Linked DNA regions of Homo sapiens: region 1 is linked to region 2. The links are chromatin loops, found by intact Hi-C in ENCODE. Cell type or tissue: right lobe of liver. All regions are shown on one strand. Links, peaks and the distances in the headings refer to the core of each region. The heading gives the core; the rest is flanking DNA.

Region 1 (10,968 bases), core at 1,037-9,036, 110 kb before region 2:
CTGGGATTAGAGGCGTGAGCCACCATGCCCGGCCACAGAAAGATATTTTGAACAGAAAGACAGTACAGTTATATCCTTCAACCCCCCACTTCTCACCTTTCACTACCTTCTTATCCAACTATAAAGCATGGTATTTCAGAGCTAGTTTTTAAGGAAGAAATTGTTGAAGTTAGTCAAAGACGAAGTATGAACAATTAAAGACAATGATGTACCCCCAAAAGCCCACAAGATAGAGGTTCCAAAAATGAAATGATAAAAATGAACATGTAATGGGTAAGATTAATTATCTACCCACAAAGATCATTTACAGTCAGCAGTAAGGTCTAAATGGGTGCCTGTGTGTCATCTCCAGTGAGCACAATTCTATTGGCATGTCTATAGCTGTAACCTAGTTTGGTGCCTAAGAGGAAAGGGGTGTTTCCAGTGGAAGGAACAATGAGCCTGTACTAATCAAACCACCTTCATAGATAATTTGGCTTCCCTATTATATGTGTAAGGAAAGAATATATTGATGCAGCTGTCTTTTGTCATTACAAATGAATAAATAAGCAGTTTCTTGTGAATTTGATGTGTGAATTGATCCTTCTGAACTCAGTCAGTCAGTCGGCAGAAAAAAATCAAGTGCCCATGGAGCACTCTACTGAGGTTCACAAAATACTGCCCTGGAAAATCAATCCAAGAGGGGCTGGCTCCTGTTAATGAAGATGAGGAGGATGAGACTGCTGATAATGTTGATGATGATAGCTACTATGTGTCGGGTGCTGTGTTAAGTGCTTTACAAAAATTTCCCTGTGTAATTGCCATAGCAATCCCTCTTACAGATTAGAAAAAATGGGGTTTGGAAAGGTTAAGAAACTTGCCTAAGGTGACACATCTGTGAGCTAAGATTCAAACCAGATCTAAATGGGAAGCAAAACTACTTGATCACTGTTCTTGATTGCTTACCTCAAAAGAAGAGATCTTCTTTGGATTCTTAATGAACTTGCCTAGGACGTTTCCTTTCAATTCCATGAAAAAGTAAATACATTTTATGACTCCAACTTGCCTCTTAATAAGAAATGCCAGAAGGTTTAATTCAGGCAAATAATGTATTAATTTTCTAAAAAGAATGTTGTGGGTACCAAAAACTACAAACTAGTAAACCTGGAAAAATCTTTAATGGAGAATAAAACACAATTTGTGGCAATTTAAAAAAGAAATATATTTATCAGGAGCCAACAAGGATTCACCAAGAGCAAGTCATGTCAAATTTATTTAGTCTAGTTTTCAACAGCAAAACTAATGCCATAGACATCTTTTATTTTCTTTCCGTGAAAAATATGACAAAATCCCTACTGATTATCACACCAAAATATTATGCTGACCAAGGCCCCCACAGGCCTCTATAAAACGGCAGATCCCTTGGCAAATTTACCATTGATGAGACTCTAACTTCAGCCTGGCCAACTCAGAAATTTAATTTCCTCATGCTTACAAAGCCCACAAGAAACTAATGACTAAAACCAGCCACTTTTTATTGAAAAGTCATACTATATTGAAATGTATTTTACATATAGAAAGAAACACAAATCTTTAGTGAACAGCTTGGAGAATTCTCACAAATAAATATATATATACTGGTATAACCATCAATCATTCCAGAAAAGTTCCTCATCCCCCTTTCTGGCCAATACCTCCACCTCAATAGCTTTCTCGTTTCTACCACCAGGGATTAGTTTTACCTGATCTTGAGCTTTACATACAGGGGATTTTACACTATGCATCCTTTTGTGTCTAGCTTCTTATACTCTACACTATATTTTTGAAATTCATTTACATTGTTACGTGTATCAGCATTTTGTTTGTTTGTTTTTTTTTTTACTGCTAAGCAGTACTCCATTGTATGAATATAGTTTATGAATTTGGGTGATAGACATTGCAACAAAGCACCATTTTATTTAGACATGATAATATTAATCTTAGGCGTTTCCCTTTTTAAGGATATGCTTGCATATCACAGCTTTTGGGTTTTAGTTGAATTATCTGAAATCCCCCTGTACCTCCATTTCCAGTTCTTGCACGAACGACTTCGATATTACCCTGGCCTAATGGGTGACCTGCAGGATTTATCCCAGATGTCTGGATTAATGGTGTTCTGGCCACCTGGAGGAGTCACAAGAGTCAGTCCTCCTCTCTGCCTTGGTCTGAAAGGTGTGGCTGAAGACACAGTATAATTGTCAAATCTATAGATGGCCAGAATAGCTGATGTGAAAGCTAACAGAATCAAAATTTATAAGAATTTAAAGCAGACTGAAGCACAAAATCAAACCAACAATATAGACATTGAGAACTAGATATAGGTTCAGAAAACATCACTCACAAGTACAGTTTTGGAGTAATCTGGTTTGCCAAAATTTCAATTTGAATACACAGGTTTATAAAAATGACTGCATTAAAATAAGCATTTTTAAATCCTACTCTGCATTGATTCAGACTGTAACTGGGAAACAATTTTCAATTCTGGCCACCACAGTTTAAGAAAACTTATAATTCTGGTAAGTATATTCACAGCGAGATGACCAGTACTAATTCATTCATTCAACAAGTATTTGAGCATTTACTTTGTGCTGGGCACTGTCATGCTGATGGGGGTATAGCAGCAAGGAAAACGACTAAGGCCCTGCCTCATGGTACTTATATTCTAGAAGGAATACAGAAAATGAACAAATAAAAATATAATATGTTAGGGCCCAGGAAGTTCAATGAAGAAAAATAAAGCCAGGTAAAGTAATAGAAGAGAAGGGAAGGGCTTTTGGGAGGAAGTGGCCAAAGCAGACCTCTCCAAACAGATGACATTTGAACAAAGACCTGAACGATGTAAGGCAGGGTTCAGCAAACTATGAACAGTGGGCCAAATTTGACTGCACACCTGTTTTTGTGTGGCTCGAGAGCTAAGAATGGTTTTTATATTTTTAAAATAGTTAACAAAAAAATTTTTTAGAGAATAATACTTTTTGACATGGGAAAATTATATGCAATTCAAATTTCAGCATCCAAAAATAAAGTTTTATTGGGACACATCCGCACTCATTTATTTACTTATTCTCCATGGCTGCTCTTGCATTATCACAGCAGATTTGAGACCATATGGCCCACAAAGCCTAAAATATTTACCATCTGGCTCTTTATGCAAAATGATTGTTGACCCCTGATATAAGGGAGCAAGCCCTACCATTATCTAAGGGGAAAACGCCCTGGAATAGATAATGGCAAGAGTAAAGGCCCTGAGTCAGGCCTGTGGTTGGCTTGTGATCAACGAACTGGAAGGAAGCCAGTGTGGCTGGATGGCAGGGAGAGAGGGTGAGACTAGTAGGAAATGGCAGGAAGTGAAATCAGAAAGGGAACTTCAGACCAGATCTGCTTGGGGTAAGGATTTTGACTTAAGTGACACAGAAAGCCATTTAAGGGGTTTGAAAAAGGAATGACATAGTGTGACAGCTGGCTGGAACATGGCTGGATGGGGAAAAAAATACATCTATTTTCTCTAAGCATCAGCTGCAATTTAACATTTCAGTCATAAATATAGACAACAAAACACAATTGTATTTAGCAGTACCTGTGACTTTGTCACCAATGAATATCACTTTTTTTTTTTTTTTGAGATGGAGTCTTGCTCTATCGCCCAGGCTGGAGTGCAGTGGCGTGATCTCAGCTCACTGCAACCTCTGCCTCCTGGGTTCAAGCGATTCTTATGCCTCAGCCTCCAGAATAGCTGGGATTACAGGCGCCCGCCACTACGCCCGCCTAATTTTTTTGTATTTTTAGTAGAGACGGGGTTTTACCATGTTGGACAGGCTGGTCTCAAACTCCTGACCTTAAGGGAACTGCCTGCTTCGGCCTCCCAAAGTGTTGGGATTACAGGCGTGAGCCTCTGCACACTTTTTTATAGATAATGATTATTGTAATTATCTTAAAATATCATTTATGAATAGATCTATTCAGAAATTATTAGACCTTGTACTATAGCTTGTTATTAAATGAATTAATAAAGAAGTATGTATGTGTATTCAGAGTGAACAGGCAACCTACAGAATGGGAGAAAATTTTTGCAATCTACCATCTGACAAAGAGCTAATATCCAGAATCTACAAAGAACTTAAACAAATTTACAAGAAGAAAACAAACAACCCCATCAAAAAGTGGGCAAAGGGTATGAACAGACACTTCTCAAAAGAAGACATTTATGCAGCCAACAGACACATGGAAAAATGCTCATCATCACTGGTCATCAGAGAAATGCAAATCAAAACCACAATGAGATACCATCTCATGCCAGTTAGAATGGCGATCATTAAAAAGTCAGGAAACAACAGATGCTGGAGAGGATGTGGAGAAATAGGAACACTTTTACACTGTTTGTGGGAGTATAAATTAGTTCAACCATTGTGGAAGACAGTGTGGCAATTCCTGAAGGATCTAGAACTACAAATACCATTTGACCCAGCAATCCCATTACTGGGATTGGTATAGGTATACCTGTACCTATACCTATACCAATACCTATACCAATACCTATACCTATAGGTATAGGTATATACCTATAGGATTATAAATCATGCTACTATAAAGACACATGCACACGTATGTTTATTGCGGCACTATTCACAATAGCAAAAACTTGGAACTAACCCAAATGTCCATCAATGATAGGCTGGATTAAGAAAAATGTGGCACATATACACCATGGAATACTATGCAGCTATAAAAAAGGACGAGTTCATGTCCTTTGCAGGGACATGGATGAAGCTGGAAACCATCATTCCCAGCAAACTATCACAAAGACAGAAAACCAAACGTTGCATGTTCTCACTCATAGGTGGGAACTGAACAATAAGAACACTTGGACACAGGGTGGGGAACATCACACACTGGGGCCTGTTGGGGGATGGGGGGCTGGGGGAGGGACAGCATTAGGAGAAATACCTAATGTAAATGATGAGTTGATGGGTGCAGCAAACCAACATGGCACATGTAAACAAACCTGCACGTTGTGCACATCTACCCTAGAACTTAAAGTATAATAATAAAAAAAGATGTATGTGTATATATAAAACTATATCACAAATTTGATTTTTTGATATTTTAATAACTGTATTCCAATGTAATTGATTTCCTGTTTAATGCTTTGTATTTCATATTATGTGTTTTTAAATGTCTCTCTGGGGCCCATATGCTCTACAAGATTTTCCAAAGGGTCTAGAGCCCAATAGAAACTGATATAAAAGCAGTGAGAAGCACTAGAAGGACTAAATTAGAGAAGGGAGGACAAGGCAGGTCCAAGATAGGTATTTTAATTTCTCTGGCACATAGTAAGCACTGAATATATGTTAATTACTATTGTTATTGCTAATATTTTTATGTATACCCTTATAGTTTTTTAGCTGTGTGTGGCATATACTACTTTGTTATCTCCATTTTTCACTCAAAAGTATATCATAAACATCATTCATTGTCATTACATACTTTTAAACCTCATTTTAATGGTCAAAGAGTGGTTAATTGCAGAGACGTATCATTATTTATTCAATTAATCCTCAATCGCAAGATATTTAGATTCTTGTTTTACTTAGTAAAAATAAACACTGCAATAAACACCAATGTTAAGTCTTTGCAGCATCAGTGTTAAATCTTAAAGTATCCATAATTATTTCTTTAGGATAGACCCTAAAATTAGAATCAGCATGCATTACTCAGTGTGCTGGATGTGAAATCCAGTCTGTCCAAGATTTCCACTTCAGCTGTCCTCTTAGTTGGGATTTCATCTTTCCTCCTTGGTTCACACATACATAAGCAACTGTCTGAGCTTACCCTCCTGGTTCAACCAAAGCCCCCAGTGTTTAAACACACACACACACATACACACACACAGAGAGTCAGTTTTGTCTGTTCTTACTTTCTGTACAGAATTAAGGCAACAGGAAGGATACATGAAATCAAGGGACAAAAGCTAAATTCCTACCATCCACCTGGTGGCAGTATTTCCTAAACGTTGGCAGAATATACAGGCAGTAATAGGTACCTTCTGTTATTTCAATAGTATTTTCTATGCAAATCCAGTCCTATAAAGTGGTGTACCATGTCACAATGAATGAAAAAAAGAATTATTCTGGCAAACGCTAGGTCAATACAGTTGTATAGTAATTCTAGAAGTTTCCTTTGAGGACTGCCAAAACAAATATCTTTGTTTAAAAACAAAAAAAAAAAAAGCTATTTTTAAAAAGCTTGTAAAATTAATTTTTCTCATTAAGAATATTATAAGATTGCAGACATTTTTAGAAATAGAGAAAGGAAGTCACATATATTTTTACTAACATAACCCGTTAGCATATTGTTATGCTCCTTTCTGATCCTTTTTTCTCTAAGCACATTTTTATAATTGTAATCAAGCTATACATAAAATTGGCTTATACTCTCCTTTTGGCATTAATCACATTGAAAAATTAATATACTTAAATAAAATATATTAAAGTATACTTATAAAATATACTTATTTCTGGGAGAGGTGGTCACAGGTGATATTTACTTCTTTAAACACTTTTGTATTTCCTACTTTTAAAATCAGAAAAAATTTAATCCTAAAAAATCTATTTGATTCCATTTACATCCTATACAACCCCACATTTCTATCCCTAGGTGAATCTCCAACAAATAGGTATAAAAATGTGCCTCAAAATGCAAAGGTACCAAGAAAAACAAAACAAACAAACAAAAAAGGCAAAGGTACTAAATTGTTTACAGGAACATCACTTCAATTCTCAGTTGATGGCTTTGCTTCCCATTCACTGAGAAAATGACCTACGGCATCTTGTCTTTATTAGCTCTCTGACTTCACTCCATCCCTCTCTACTCCTTTCCTCCTTGCTCACTTTACTCCATTCCCACTGGCCCCTTTGCCATGCCTAGAACAGGCCAGGCATAATCTCACTCCAGGGACTTTTACCATACTCTTTCCTCTGGAGGCTTTGCCCCAGATATCCACAACGCTAGCCCCCTCATTTCCTTCTCAAGTCTACACAAAAGTCACCTCCTTATTGAGACCTTTCAACCCCACCTCTAAATGTCATGTCCTTCTTCTCTGCTTTATTTTTTCTCCTATACACCCATAACTTTCTAGCAATGTGTATTTTGCTTATCTGTTTTATTTCCCTTTCCACCTGAATGCAAACTCTGTGAAGGCAGGTTTTGTGTCAGTTTTGTTCAGTGACGTTCACTGAGTGTTTTGTTCACTGCTTATTCTATTTGAGGCACAGAATATGAATGGCACATGATATGTACTCAAGAAATACTTACTGAACAAATAAACGAATAAATGATGGCAGCCTGAACTAGGGCAGAGGGGAGATTGAGAGGAGGGAGATGGACTGGACAAGCAGAATAACAGTGAATAGCAGGTTGTGGGATATGATGGTGCAGTCGCATAGGACCCTCAGTGCCTCTGGATAATTGGCTTACATCTTCTTGAGATGCAGCATGAGTGAGGGAGGAAGGAGCTTGAGTAGTTGCATTTGAGACTTGAGATGCTTGCCGGTCATCCAGTGCTCTAGGTAACTGGATATGTATGTGGTCAAGGGAGTGGTCAGGGGTGGAGATACAGAGGATGGCCTCAAGTCTGGAAATACAAATAATATTATCTCATGTATTTTAATATCAATAAAAAATACATTACATATTTACTCCTGTTTCCATTGTAGAATCTTCATTATTATTGGGGAGAGAGTAAATGAAATGAGTTCAATCTTCCAAGGATGGCTAATCTTATGTATGTAGCTGCCTATATAAACTTTCCAATAATTCACCAAGTGTTGGCCTATTTCTATTACCTTGGCTTCCTTAATCTTGACATAAATGCTCATAAGAAATTTTTGAAGTGTAAAGGACAGCCTCAGAAACAATACAGCAAATTCCAGGCAGCCTCCATAAAAACATACAGCATATAGAGTTCTATATACCAACAAAAGGCTACAAAAACCCTGTAATTAGCCTTTTGCCTGTGGAATTAGTTTAAAGATAATGTCTATGAGTGCTGTAGATGATTAGATCTTAATTTTATAGTCAGAGTTATACTACTGAGAGAGGAATAATATAAGGTGGCCGTAGGAGATTAGAAAATTCCAGGCAACAATTTCATATGACTAGCAAAAGGCAACTGTTGAAATAGCTGCAGAGGCTATGGGCTGATAAGACCCTGAGAAACAGGGTGTGGACCAAGATGGCTAAGACTGACTGAACCCAACATGTCACTGGATTTGACGTAGGTTTCTCCTAGAACCTCATTATATGCTCATTAACGTAATCACATGCCCACCAGCACCATGACACTTCCAGGAACACCCATTATTTAGTGCAAAAGTGGGTGGCACCACAGTTTTGAGAAATCTTCACCTTTTTCCAGGAATCTTCATGAATATGTCACCCCTTGGTTACAGAAACCCATAAAGATAGTACCCGAAAACCTTGTGTGCAACTCTCTTGAGTACACCTGCACTCCCCTTTCTTGAGTGTGTACTTTTCGCTTTGCAATAAATCTTCATCTTTTCACTATTTTCTGACTCATCCCTGAATTTCTTCTTGTGATGGTGTCAAGAGCCTGGATACCGGTTGAGGTCAAGGTCCCACTAGTGTTTGTGGACCTACCCCAGCCCATCAGTATCATTACCACCTCAGGACTATCATATATATATATACGTATATATATATATATATATACACGTATATATATATACACACACACATATATACATGCTGGGGAATATATATATATGTGTGTATATATATATGTATATATATACATATATATACATGCTGAGGAAAGGTGATTCGGTTCCTGATTTTGAAGGCCCTAAAGCCTCATTAATACCTAAATAATCCCTTTTTCACTGCCTTGGACATACTTACCCCTAACTCCCTCACTTCTTGAATTTTTCCTGCCTCCTTACGTTAGCAACACCTCTCTCCACCAGACCACCTAATGAGAGCACCATGACTCCTGAGGTCAAGGACCATATTTTGTTCAACATCATATTCTCAGCACTAACACAAAATGGGTGCTCAATAAATGCTCAGATAGCAAGTGGCCAGGGGAGGGCAGGTGAAAGAAGTTCCATCTGAAACATAATCCACGTTATTACCCGGTGTGGCAAACACTGCTGGTTATCTTATGGCAGTCATTTCTCCCTCGAATCTTTCCAGTTTTGACCATTGGGAGCTCTTTCAGTTGGCTTTCATGCCTCCATCAATGTAGATTTGTTTTGAACACTTTCTTACTTTCAGGCACTACAAGATGCTGCAGGGTCGTCTTGTATATCTTCTGCCCGTCTTACAATCACCTGCTTCTCCAAGGATCCTTGATTCCTTTTATTGAAGGATGGTGTTAGAAACCAAGATTTCTGCATTAGACATGCTCATTGCTGTTGGAGTGTCATTGCCTATAGATTCAACATACATAATTTAAAATGTGGTAGTAGCCCCATTATTTAAAAAAAGCAAAAAAAAAAAGACTGAAATTGACTTTAATTAAACCAAGTGTTTCCAACATATTATCATTTCAATATGTAATCAATGCAAAAAATGATTAATCAGATTTTTGCATAGTTTTTCTTTCACACCGAGTCTTTGAAATTCAGCCCATCTCAATTTGGATTAATCACATTTCAAGTGCTCCACAGCCCACATGTGGCTAGCAGCTACTACAGGAATAGTGAAATTCTAAAAGCTTTATGATTTCAGCCTTTGCTATGTGGCCTATTATCCATCTTGAACTATTTTTTGTATATGGAATGAGTGACTATCAAAATTTGTTTATATTCAGTATCAAAAAATTAAATCTTCAGTGCCATTTGTTAAAATGACTTTCCTGGCCAGGTGCGGTGGCTCACACCTGTAATTCCAGCACTTTGGGAGGCCAATGGGGGTGGACTGCCTGAACTCAGGAGTTTGCAACCAGCCTGGGCAACACAGTGAAACCCTGTCTCTACTAAAATACAAAAAATTAGCCGGACGTAGCAGCGAGCGCCTGTAGTCCCGGCTACTGGGGAGGCCGAGGCAGGAGAATCACTTGAACCCAGGAGGTGGAGGATGCAGTGAGCTGAGATTGCACCATTGCACTCCAGCCTGGGTGACGGAGTGAGACTCCGTCTTGAAAAAACAAACAAACAAACAAAAATGACTTTCCTTCTCTATTGAATGGACTTGGCACCTTGAGCCTATTGCTAGATTCTTTATTCTGCTCCATTGATATTCATCTAGTTGATTACATAACTTTACATATGTAACTCACAGTAACTTTCAGACTCAAGTGGTATAAGAAATCCAACTCTATTCTTTTTCAAAATGGTTTTGGCTCTTCAATTCCTTTGCATTTTCGTATGCAAATTTAAGAATCAGCTTGTCAATTTCTTCAAAAGACCTTGCGGGGATTTTGATTAGGGCTGTGTGAAATCCATAGGTCAATGTGGGGAGAATGGAAATCTTAACAATGTTGAGCCTTCCAATATATGAACATTCCCTTTCTCTCCATTTATTAAAGTCTCTTAAAATTTCAGCGATGTTACAGTTTCAGCATAAGGATCTTGCACATTTTGTTAGATATATCCCTGGACATTTGAATTTTTTTTGTTTGGTTGGTTGGTTTTGGGTTTTTGTTTTGTTCTGTTTTGTTTTGTTTTGAGACAGAGCCTCACTCTATCGCCCAGGCTGGAATGCCCTGGCACTCTCTCGGCTCACTGCAACCTCAGCCTCCTGGGTTTAAGTGATTCCCCTGCCTCAGCCTCCCAAGTAGCTGGGATTACAGGCATGCACCATCACACCTGGCTAATTTTTCTATTTTTAGCAGAGATGGGTTTTCACCATGTTGGCCAGGCTGGTCTCAAACTCCTGACCTCAAGTGATCCACCTGCCTTAGTCTCCCAAAGTGCTGGGATTACAGGCACA
Region 2 (10,968 bases), core at 898-8,897:
AAAGCCATTTTGAGTTCCTTGGCCTTGGTCCCATGTTTCAGCACAACCTTCCTTAAAGCTGTGATTTCTTGCTATTTCTGCTTTTATGATTTGCCATCCTGTTTTGGCATCAAGGCTGCCCCACTAATTACCTCTTTCACATGTGTCATCACTATTCCTAGGTTCCCCTGGTGAGAGCTAGGTAGGGTGGGGATGAGAAAGTCAACTCCAGGACTGTGAGTGGCAGGAGCTCACAAAATAGGGCACAAGGCCAGCCATGCCAAGCCTGGACATGAGGAGAAAGGAGACAAGCTGGGGCACAAGCCCTAAGAAAGGACCAGGAGGTCCCTCATCAGAGTGGTTAGAGGAGTGTGGAGTCCAGTGAGCTGGGCTGCTATTCAAGCGGTGTGCATGGGGACAACTGTCCTCATTGTTGATAAACAACCATTCTGACTGGGCAGTGTCCCTTCTATACCAGTTGCTAAATGTTTTGCACATCATCTAGGTAAGCACTCACAAGTCAGGGTGCATACAGCATCCATAAGTCATTACAAAACCTGGATCAAAACCTAGCTGGTATAAAATGCCAAAGAAAGAGACAAGATGAGTGAGTCAAAGACCACATAAGCAAGCAGAAGAAAGGAGGGCACATGAATCAAAGGACAAAAAGCAGGAAACCCGGTGCCAATCAGGAAGTTAGAAGAAGCCCATAAGTTCCCAAAGGCAAGAGGAAGGACATGGTTAAAAGCAACAGGCAGTTAAAACCCAGAAAGGCGCAGATCTCCAAGTGGAAGGCAAGGAGATAAATAGAGGTCAAGCAAGAGGAACTCCTCTAAAAACAGAAAAGAAGGCCAAACACAGGGACAAGACAACAGCGGGAAATAGGACCCGCCATGAGAATTAGAAACCAAGAGGCAGGCTGGGCAGACAGCAAGACTTTTTGGCTTTTTGACTGCTTCCTACCCAGGTGGAAATCTATCTCATAGCTTGGCTAGCTTACACTATGGTGGCTTTCTACACCTGGCAATGCTGACCCGCAGCTCTTACAGGTTTTGCCTCTTTATATTCAGCAGATCTTGATGGGGAAAACAGAGGGAAAGAACACCTAAAACACGAGATTATTCCACAACCAAGGACGAAAGAGAAATAGCTTTGACTGAGGGCTTGCGCTTGCTAGACACTGCGCCTAATATGTACATGGTCACCTTAAGTGTCACCTCAGCCTTCTGAGATAAGTACTGTTCTTTGCATGTTTTACTGAGGAAGGACCAGAAGTTTGGAGAGGTTGTCACTGCACACATATCTGCACCATCAGACCTTGGGTTGGTTAACTCCAAGGCCCGTGCTTTTAGTCTTCTGTGTTCTTCTAACCTTGGACAGGAGCAGTCACTAGTGGGCACCTTGTTTTTCAAGTATGATTTAATCTTTGGCAAGTTTGTGTTGTAAGATTGGGAAATACGAGCTCTGCATTCTAGTAAGATCTGTTCCTCTTTCCTCTTTCAGCTTGTTCCTTCCCATTGCCGTACCATATTTCAGACTGAGACTTCTCCTTATCCCGCCTCATTCTGTCCTTCATCCTCTGCAAGTATTTCCCAGAATATATAGAAGTCTTTTAGTTGTTTAAAATAAAACAAACTTAATTGGCCCATCTTCAAATAGCTACATTACAAAACAGGCGGTTGCTGTGTTATATTTGCCCAGCAGCCAGAAATGAATTAAATATCTAAGATCAATTCATGTTTTGTTGGAGGATACATTGATATGCAGATTCTGTTCTAATTTACTAGTTTTAGAAAATGTGGATTTGGTTCTGGTGCAAATCGGTGCACTAATTGTTTAAAATTATGAAATATTGAAGACATATTAAAAAGAATAAAGAGGGCTGAGCGTGGTGGCTCACGCCTGTAATCCCAGCACTTTGGGATGCCAAGGCAGGTGGATCACCTGTGATCAGGAGCTCGAGACCAGCCTGGCCAACATGGTGAAACCCCGTCTCTACTAAAAATACAAAAATTAGCTGGGCGTGGTGGCGGGCACCTGTAGTCCCAGCTTCTCGGGAGGCTGAGGCAGGAGAATGGCGTGAACCCGGGAGGCAGAGCTTGCAGTGAACGGAGATCGCACCACTGCACTCCAGCCTGGGCGACACAGCCAGACTCCGTCTCAAAAAAAAAAAAAAAAAAAAAAAGCCATACTCCTTATTTTCCTTCCCAAGGCTTGTATATTTGGATAATAGGAAGAGTTATTTAAGGGCCCAAGTCATGCTTCCATCAGCTCAAGTCTTTAATCCTATTTTCTGTTTTCCTAACTGGCTCCTGTACTTGCCCACCAGGACTCCTGGAAGCCTTGTTAGGCATTTGCTTCACTCCAGCATGTACATTAGCATCATATTGCATGTTAAATGCTTGCCATGGGACAGACACACCACTGGAGGGGAGGCTGTAGCAGTGCTTGCTAACTTCCCACGGCAGCATTGCTAACAGGACGGAAGACAAATGGGAGCCCTTGGGCAGCCTTGGTGGGGGCAAAAGCAGACCAGCCATGAGCTGGAAAAGCTTTGATTTGACTTTAAAAGCTATGAGAATACTGCATTCTTCTCCACAGTATTTCTATATTTGCTTTTTAAAAATACAGCCTGGGCAATGTAGCGAGACCCTGTCTCTACAAAAAATTTAAAAACTAGCTGAGTATAGTGGGACATACCTGTAGTCTCAGCTGGGGTCAAAGGAGGTGGGGGGAATACTGAGGCAAGAGGTTCACTTAAGCTCAGGAGTACAAGGCTGCAGTGAGCTATGATCACATCATTGCACTCCAGCCTGGGGAACAGAGTGAGACCCTATTTCTAATAATAATAATAATAATAATAATAACTAGCTTTTCCCCAAATCTTCAGATCAAAGTTGTGCTCCAGGAGGATGCAAGTTTTTTTTTTCTCCTCTGACTTTGAGATCCCCTGGTACATTGACACAACATAGGCAATTTGTTTTAACAGCTACTGTTACATAGTATGAACATGTTATTTTAATTAATTAATGTATTTTCCTACTGAAGTATGACATGGCACTTATTTTCTGGGAGTTTGTAGTGTAGCTGGAGAGAGAACCATACATGCAACATACATGAAAAGATAGCAAGATATGTCAAATTGGTGATGTAGGCATACAAATTTAGAGGAAGGGGCAACTTCTGTGGGCTTAGATGATCTCAGAAAGCTCCATCACAGGGAGAGGAAGCAGTGGATAGAGTGGAATGAGCTCTGGACCTGCGGGTTCATTTGAACTCATTTCTTTCACATGACATTTGTTACACAATATTTATTGGATACCTACTTCAGATCAAGAACTGTGCTGGGAGTCAGGATTTTATCAGTGAATAAAACTCATACAGTCCCCCTCCCTCACAGAGATTAGCAAGGAAAATAGAGATAAAGCAAGTAGTTGTAATAAAGCCAAGAACAGATGTGATTAAAGGGGTAGCATGGAGATGGGGAGTGACCCAGACCTTGTCTCCAGGTCCAAACAAGGCTTCCCTGAAGAAGTGAAGCTTGCATGAGACCAGGGGATGAGTAGGATAGCAGTCAGCCAGAGGGGAGTGGGGTGAGAGTGTTCTGAGCAGAGAGAACAACATAAGGCATGATCCAGGCATTGGAATTGGGCCAGGAGGCTGGAGCCAGGAGGAGATGGGGAGTGCAGCACAGGATGAGGCTGACGAAGATGACAGAAGACAGACTGAATTTGAACCTTATCCTCAAGGCAGCAGAAGCCACTGGAGGATTTTAAGTAACTAGAGAAGAGTTGTTTAACTCTGTGCTCACTTTGGCCATTTGTATGGCGAATGGATCAGGAAGGGATAGGGTTGAATGTGGACAATGCAGATGAGTGAAGTGGGTGGATTCTCAACACGTTTAGGTAAGGACAGGATTTGGTGATTGATGGCTGGAAAAGAGACGAGAGAGAGAAGATGTTAAGGATGGCTCCCTGGTTTTTCGGCCAATTTCCTGAAATGGGAGATTCTGGAGGAGGAAAGATGATGAGAGCACTTCTGACATATTTGAGGTGTCTGAGGCAGCCAAGGAGAGATGTGAATTAGGCAGATGGAAATATAGGGGCCTAACCCTCAGGAAAAAAGTCTAGGATGAAGATACAGATTTTGGAATCTCCTGGATATATATTATAATTAAAATTTTGGAGGCAGATGAGTTCCTCCAGAGAGAATATGTAGTATGGAAATAGAAGAATTTATAAGATGAGACCTTGAAGAATGCCAGTATTTAAGGTGGAGGAAGAAGAATTGCTAAAAGAGACCAAAAAGAAATGGTCAGAGAAATAGAAGAAAAACCATCTATGTTGCTGGATTGAGCAATCTTTAAGGACTCTTTCAGCTCTGACATTCTGTGGTCCTGCAGAACTGGGATCTGAGCCAGGTCTCAAGAGCAGAGCGCATAGATAGGCCATGAGAATAGAGAACAGCATTCCAAGTAATATTAATGTATCAGCCAGCATCCCAACAAGAAACGGGATACACTCGAGTAACTTGAGAAAAATTTAATAAAGAGGCTATTTACAAAGATGGGGGGAGGATTTAGGGAATCCAACAAGGCAGAACTCTGGCACCAGCTGCACAAGGAACCCTTACCACCCAAGGCCTGAGGCCAGCCAGGGGCAGGCAGCTGTATGGAGAGGGCTGCCTCTTGGGAGATGTGACCTTCTGGACCCAATCTCCCCCTCCCCTGCTCTCCAGTTTCCTGCTAGTGCCCCCTGTGGGCCAAACAGAAGCCAGACAGAAAGGGAACCCATTGATACAGTCTAAATAGATCATCTTCCTGGAGCACAGAGCAGCAGGGGAGTGGATGTGGAGGTGCAAACAGAAGACAGCCAGAACAATCATCCTGGAAAATGGAAGTATTTGGGTAAGAGGGTGTGTTCATTCCCTATTGCTGCTGTAACAAATTAGCATAAATCCAGTGGCTTAAAACAATACAAACTTATTCTTACTTTTGTGGAAGTTAGAAGTCTGAAACACATGTCACTGGGCTAAAATCAAGGTGTCACAGGACTGTATTCCTTTCTGAAGGCCCTAGGGGAGAATCCATGTCCTTGCCCTTCCCAGCCTCCAGAGGCTGCCCACATCCCTTGGCTCATGGCCCCTTCCACCATCTTCAAAGCAAAAAAATTGCATGACACTGACTCTTCTGCCTTCCTCTTCCATCTTTTAAGAGTCCTTTGGATTACATTGGCACACCCAGATCATCCAAAATGGTCTTTCTATTTTTAAATCCTTAATCTGGGCTGGGCGTGGTGGCTCACGCCTATAATCTCAGCACTTTGGGAGGCCGAAGTGAGTGGATCACTTGAGATCAGGTGCTCAAGACCAGCCTGGGCAACATGGTGAAACCCCATCTCTACTAAAAATACAAAAAATTAGCTGGGTATGGTGGTGCATGCCTGTAATCGCAGCTACTCTGGAGGCTGAGGCAGGAGAATTGCTTGAACCCGGGAGGTAGAGGTTGCAGTGAGCCGAGGTCGTGCCATTGCACTCCAGCCTGGGCAACAACAGCAAAACTCTGTCTCAAAAAAAGAAAAAAAAATCCTTAATCCTTAATCTAATCACAACTCATTTGTTTTGCCATGTAAAGTAACATATAGATGTGAGGAATAGGAGGAGGACGTATTTAGGTGGCCATGATTCTGCCTACCACAGAGAGCAAATAAGCCATTTTAGCCGAAGTGGGCTCCCCAGGAAAGTAACGAGAGAGAAAACAGGAAGTGCAGGTTAAAGCCAAATCATGGGAGCTTTGGAGCTAGATTGTCTGGATTTCATTCTGTGGACAAGAGGGAGCCATTGTAAGTTCTTAACCAGGGAAGTGGCTTGTTAGCAGTGTTGAGAAAAATGATCCAATTATAGTGTTCTGGGTAGCTTACAGGGAAAAACAGAAATCTTTCAAGATGCAATCAGAGTAGTGCAGGTATGAAGGAACAAAAGGCTGAAACAAGAGTGAAAAGAAGGGGTGGTGTGAAAAATGTTGTGCAATAAGGACCTGCAGGAGGTGCTGACCGGCTGGACTCAGAAAAAAAAGTGGGAGAGTCTGAAGCTGGTCTGAGTGTTGGGAGTGTCTGACTGGTAGATTAATCTAGACGGCAACTCTGTTTAGAGAAAAATTGGGAGTTTAGGTTTAGTTAGAGAATCCAGCAATAGAAATCCAAATAGAGGCTGGGCACTGTGGCTCATGCCTGTAATTCCAGCACTTTGGGAGGCTGAGGCAGGAGGATTGCTTGAGCCCAGGAATTCAAGACCAGCCTGGGCAATATAGTAAGACCTCATCTCTGCAAAAAAGAAAAAAAAATTTAATTAGCTGGGCATGGTGATACACACCTGTAGACCCAGCTACTCGAGGGACTGAAGCAGGAAGATCATTTGAGCCCAGGAATTGGAGGCTGCAGTTAGCTATGATCAAGCCAGCCTGGGCAACAGAATGAGACCCTGTCTTTAAAAAAAAAAAAAAATTCAAATAGAATCTTATAAACTCTAAGATACCATTGATTGTAAAACTCTCCAGTATTTTATGTATCACTAAGAAAAAAAGGCTGGCAATCAAAATATAACATGTTTTCTTAAAAATACAAATTTTTGGCCGGGCACGGTGGCTCATGCCTGTAATCCCAGCACTTTGGGAGGCCGAAACAGGCAGATCACGAGGTCAGGAGATCGAGACCATCCTGGCTAACACTGTGAAACCCTGTCTCTACTAAAAATACAAAAAAAATTATCCGGGCGTGGTGGCGGGCACCTGTAGTCCCAGCTACTCAGGAGGCTGAGGCAGGAGAATGGCATGAACCCGGGAGGTGGAGCTTGCAGTGAGCCGAGATTGCGCCACTGCACTCCAGCCTGGGTGTGAGTGTGAGACTCTGCCTCAAAAAAAAAAAAAAATACAAATTTTTGGCTGGGCACAGTGGCTCATACCTGTAATTCCAGCACTGTGGTAGGCCAGGCTGGGAGGATTGTTTGAAGACTGGAGTTGGAGACCAGCCTGGACAACATAGTGAGATCCTGTATCTTCAAAAAATAAAAAAAAAATAGCCCGGCATGGTGGTGCACACCTGTAGTCCTAGCTACTTAGGAGACTGATGTGGGAGAATCGCTTGAGCCCAAGAGGTCAAGGCTGCAGTGAGTTGTACTGACATACAACTGAACTCAAGCCTGGCAACAGACTGAGACCGTGTCTCAAAAAATAATAATAATTTTTACTTTATTGAAAGAGCTGTTTTCGACTTCCACATAGGTTTTTTGAAATCTTTTTTACTGAAGTGTAAATGACATACAATAAAGTGCACATATTTCAAGTGTACAGTTTGATAAGTTTTGATATATGCATGTATGTGTGAAACCATCACCACAATCAAGGTAGTAAACATATGCAACATCCCCAAAAGGTTCCCCATGCCCCTATGTCATTCCTCTCATCAGCCCCTCCCACCTCTCTCCCATGCCTAAGCAACTGTGATTTCTTTCTGTCATATAAATTAGTTTATGTGTTCTAAAATTTTAGATAAATGGAATCCTGCAGTATACATTCTTTTTGGTCTTCTTTCTCTCATTATAATTATTTTGAGGTTCATCCATGTTTTTGTGTACATCAATAGTTCATTCCCTTTTATTGCTGAGAAGTATTCCATTATGTGGATATACGACAATTTGTTTATTTTTATTTATTTATTTAGGGACAGGGTCTTATTCTGTTGCCCAGGCTGGAGTGCAGTGGTGCAATCATAGCTCACTGCATCCTCGACCTCCTGGCTGAAGCAATTCTCCCACCCCAACCTCCCGAATAACTGGGACTACAGGCATGTGCCACCATGCCCAGCTAATTTTTAAAAAAAAAAATTGTAGAAACGGGGTCTCACTGTGTTGCCCAGGCTGGTCTCAAATTCCTGGGCTCAAGAAATCCTCCTGCCTCAGCCTCCCAAAACATTGGGACTACAGGCGTGAGCCACTGCACCTGGTCACAATTTGTTTTTTATTCATTTACTATCATTCACATTGTTTTCAATTTTTGGCAATTACAAATAAATGTGCTATGAATATACATGGATTTTTAAAATCATATATCTCTCCTGTGCATACATTAAAAGGGGAAATGTAAGTGAAATGCATTCATTAGTTGATATTCTTAAAACTTCTTCACACTCAGAGTCCAACATTTTAGATCACTATTTTACTTATCCATATCTGGTTCTTTTCCACATAATAATTTCCTCTGTGCCATCGAGTGGTAATTTAAAAAATCTGTAAAAAAACAAAACTAAAACTAAAAGCCATTGAACTGGGCACTTAAACTCACTCTGTAATTATGTGGAACTGTCCTAATCTGGGCCTCTCTTCAGGAGTGCTGCTAAACATACCTGCATTGTCACCTCCCCACGATTGTCTGCTTTCTAAATTTTAAAAGAGTATTCCACAGTTGTCCCTGGGATTTCCTTCCAAGACCTTTACATCCACTCTGCTAGTTTTGAAGTTGGTGCTTTTGATATTTAGGTATATACAAGCAATGACAAGTACATTTTTACTGCTGCTGGGACAACAGTAATTGTAGGACACCATGAATTCTAAGACACATCTCAATTTCAGAATGTTAAATGTGGCAAAGTATGCATTTTAGAATCCATTAAGTAGGGTGCTTCAACCAATTCATTTGATGGATAAGGGCCTGGAAGATGCCATCCTTGTCCTGTGTGATGCAGTAAGTTAGTGGTAGCTGGCACCAGAACAAAGTGTATAGGATCCAATTGGTTTCTCTGACTTTAGTAGAATTTTTGTTTGTTTATTTACTAGAATATAGTCATTAAAGATTTAAAAAAAAAAAAGGAGGGCTGGGAGACCTCATCTCTACAAAAAAAAATTAAAAATTAGCTAGGCATCGTGGCACATGCCTGTAGTCCCGGGCTTCGTGTTGCACACTTGTAATCCCAGCTACTCCAGAGGTTGAGGTGGGAGGATCACTTGAGCCCAGGAGCTGGAGGTTGCAGTGAGCCGAGATGGTACCACTGCATTCCAGCCTGGGCAACAGAGGGAGACCCTATCTCTAAATTAATAAATAAGAAGCTGAGCTAATGGAAAAGAGCGTTGCATTGCATGTGAAAGGGGTATCGACACAGAAACCACAAACCTGAACATTGTGAGCCGTTGAATTCACAAAGGAAAGGGAACACTATTCCAATAGCCCTTAAGAGGCCCACCTGCAGCCAGTCTCGTTCCATGCCAACTCATTCTTCATTCTTATGATTTGAACTCATAAAAAAAGATTGGCGTGCTCAGATCACTCCCCTACTTTAAGAAGCTGTGGTGGCTTGCCATTCCCAACAGAATAAAGTTCAGGTCCCTTAGCAAGGCGCAGAAGGAAGGCCCTTCACAGATGTCCCACCCTCGTCTTTAGTTCTTTCCTCTCCCTTCCTCCATGAATCCCCCTCTGTAGCCATGCCGCCTGCTCTACCAGCATATCATTTACTGTCTTATCCTGTACCCCTTTGTGCTGTTCCCTTTTCCTAGAATGACACTTGCCCATTCATGTCCACCTTATGACCTCCTCCTTCAATGTTCAAACACAGCCTCTTTTTCACAGTTTCCCCTCAAACTTCCCCCACTTACTCAGTGATTATTTCCCCATGTGTTTTCAAACCTACTTTTTACATTATGTCTAATACTTACGGCATTATTGCTGTTTGTGTGAGAGTCTCACTAAGCTGTGATCTTGGGGAGAGGGGGCATTTTGATAAATATAATTTTTTTTTTGAGAGAGTCTCACTCTGTCACCCAGGCTGGAGTGCAGTGATGCCATCTCAGCACTGCAACCTCTGCCTCCCGGGTTCAAGCAATTCTCCTGCCTCAGCCTCCCGACTAGCTGGGACTACAGGCACATGCCACCACACCCAGCTAATTTTTGTATTTTTAGTAGAGATGGGGTTTCACCATATTGGTCAGGCTGGTCTCAAACTCCTGACCTCAGGTGATCCACCTGCCTTGGCCTTCCAAAGTGCTGGGATTACAGGCGTGAGCCAACGTTCCTGGCCTCCTCATGTGTTTTTAAACCTACTTTATACGTTACGTCTAATACTTATGACATTATTGCTATTTGTGTGCCTGTCTCACTAAGCTGTGATCTTCTTGGGGAAAGGTGGCATATCTTGTTTATCTTTGTATTTCTGTTTGCTAGAACTATGCCTGGCAAATAGTAGGTATATAACAAATATTTATTGGCCTGAAAGATGTGATTGGTGGTAATACCTCCTAAGGAGAAACACAGTCAGTGAAGTACATTACTGTTTCCTGAATGAGTATTATCTTTCTAAGGAAGATCTGTAGAATCCTCTGCAAGGAGAAAGGGATTGAGTAAAAATTGCATTTTGGGTGAATATTTAGAAGTGAGGTGGTATAAAAAATAAGGGTCGAGAGAAGAACGGTCTGAGGGTATAAAGAATGAATACGTAGAACAAAAAGGAAATGGGACTAGAAATAGAATGGAAAACAAAGCAAGGAGAAAAATAGAGAGAGTGATCATGTGGCCAGGATTTTAGAATCGCACTTAGTTTAATTGCAGGGGAGTTACTGGACAATGCTTTCTCACATAGACGTTCCAAACTCTCGTTCCTGAATGAATCCCATTTTGTATTCTTCACATCACTCTCTCCCTGAAAAGACACAAGTATGCTTCTTACAACTGCCTTACAATTAGTGCATTGTTCTCCCCTGTTTTTCTATGGAGAGCCAGGGAAGGCAGAGTAGTATAAGGGAAAAGCACCCACTATGCTGGGAATCAGAAGGCGGGGCTCACGCATCCCAGCTCTGTGACCTCGAGCAAGGCACTAGGCCACTTTCACCTCAGAATTGTCATCTATAAAATGGGAATGATAATATCGTCACGGGCTTCCTCACAGGATTGTTGTAAAGATCAAAATAAGTGAAATATGTGAAAACACTTTGTAAGCTGTCAGGTTGCTC

What was found. Peaks named below come from ENCODE experiments on the same cell type or tissue, not always from the same donor. Only the 100,000 strongest peaks of a DNase experiment are listed, where the experiment ranks them.
Region 1: a loop joins it to region 2, with 5 times the contacts of the local background. A loop is called at or near these places in 108 of 110 quality-filtered maps.

What each region holds. Positions count from the first base shown.
Region 1 is chr15:51,644,105-51,655,072 of GRCh38, forward strand. It overlaps LOC105370816 (a long non-coding RNA gene), which reads right to left. Exons shown (of 5, transcript XR_932236.3): 2 at 9,304-9,464. Among named protein-coding and RNA genes, the nearest start is that of DMXL2, 27 kb to the left of the region's middle. RefSeq lists a cis regulatory region at 8,002-8,582. In right lobe of liver, for the core only: a CTCF peak has its summit at 6,016 (motif pointing right); a DNase peak (open chromatin) is centred at 3,297.
Region 2 is chr15:51,755,261-51,766,228 of GRCh38, forward strand. The region is part of intron 1 of TMOD2 (tropomodulin 2); the gene reads left to right. Among named protein-coding and RNA genes, the nearest start is that of TMOD2, 9.1 kb to the left of the region's middle. In right lobe of liver, for the core only: a CTCF peak has its summit at 4,756 (motif pointing left); a DNase peak (open chromatin) is centred at 4,394; H3K27ac peaks cover 286 bases.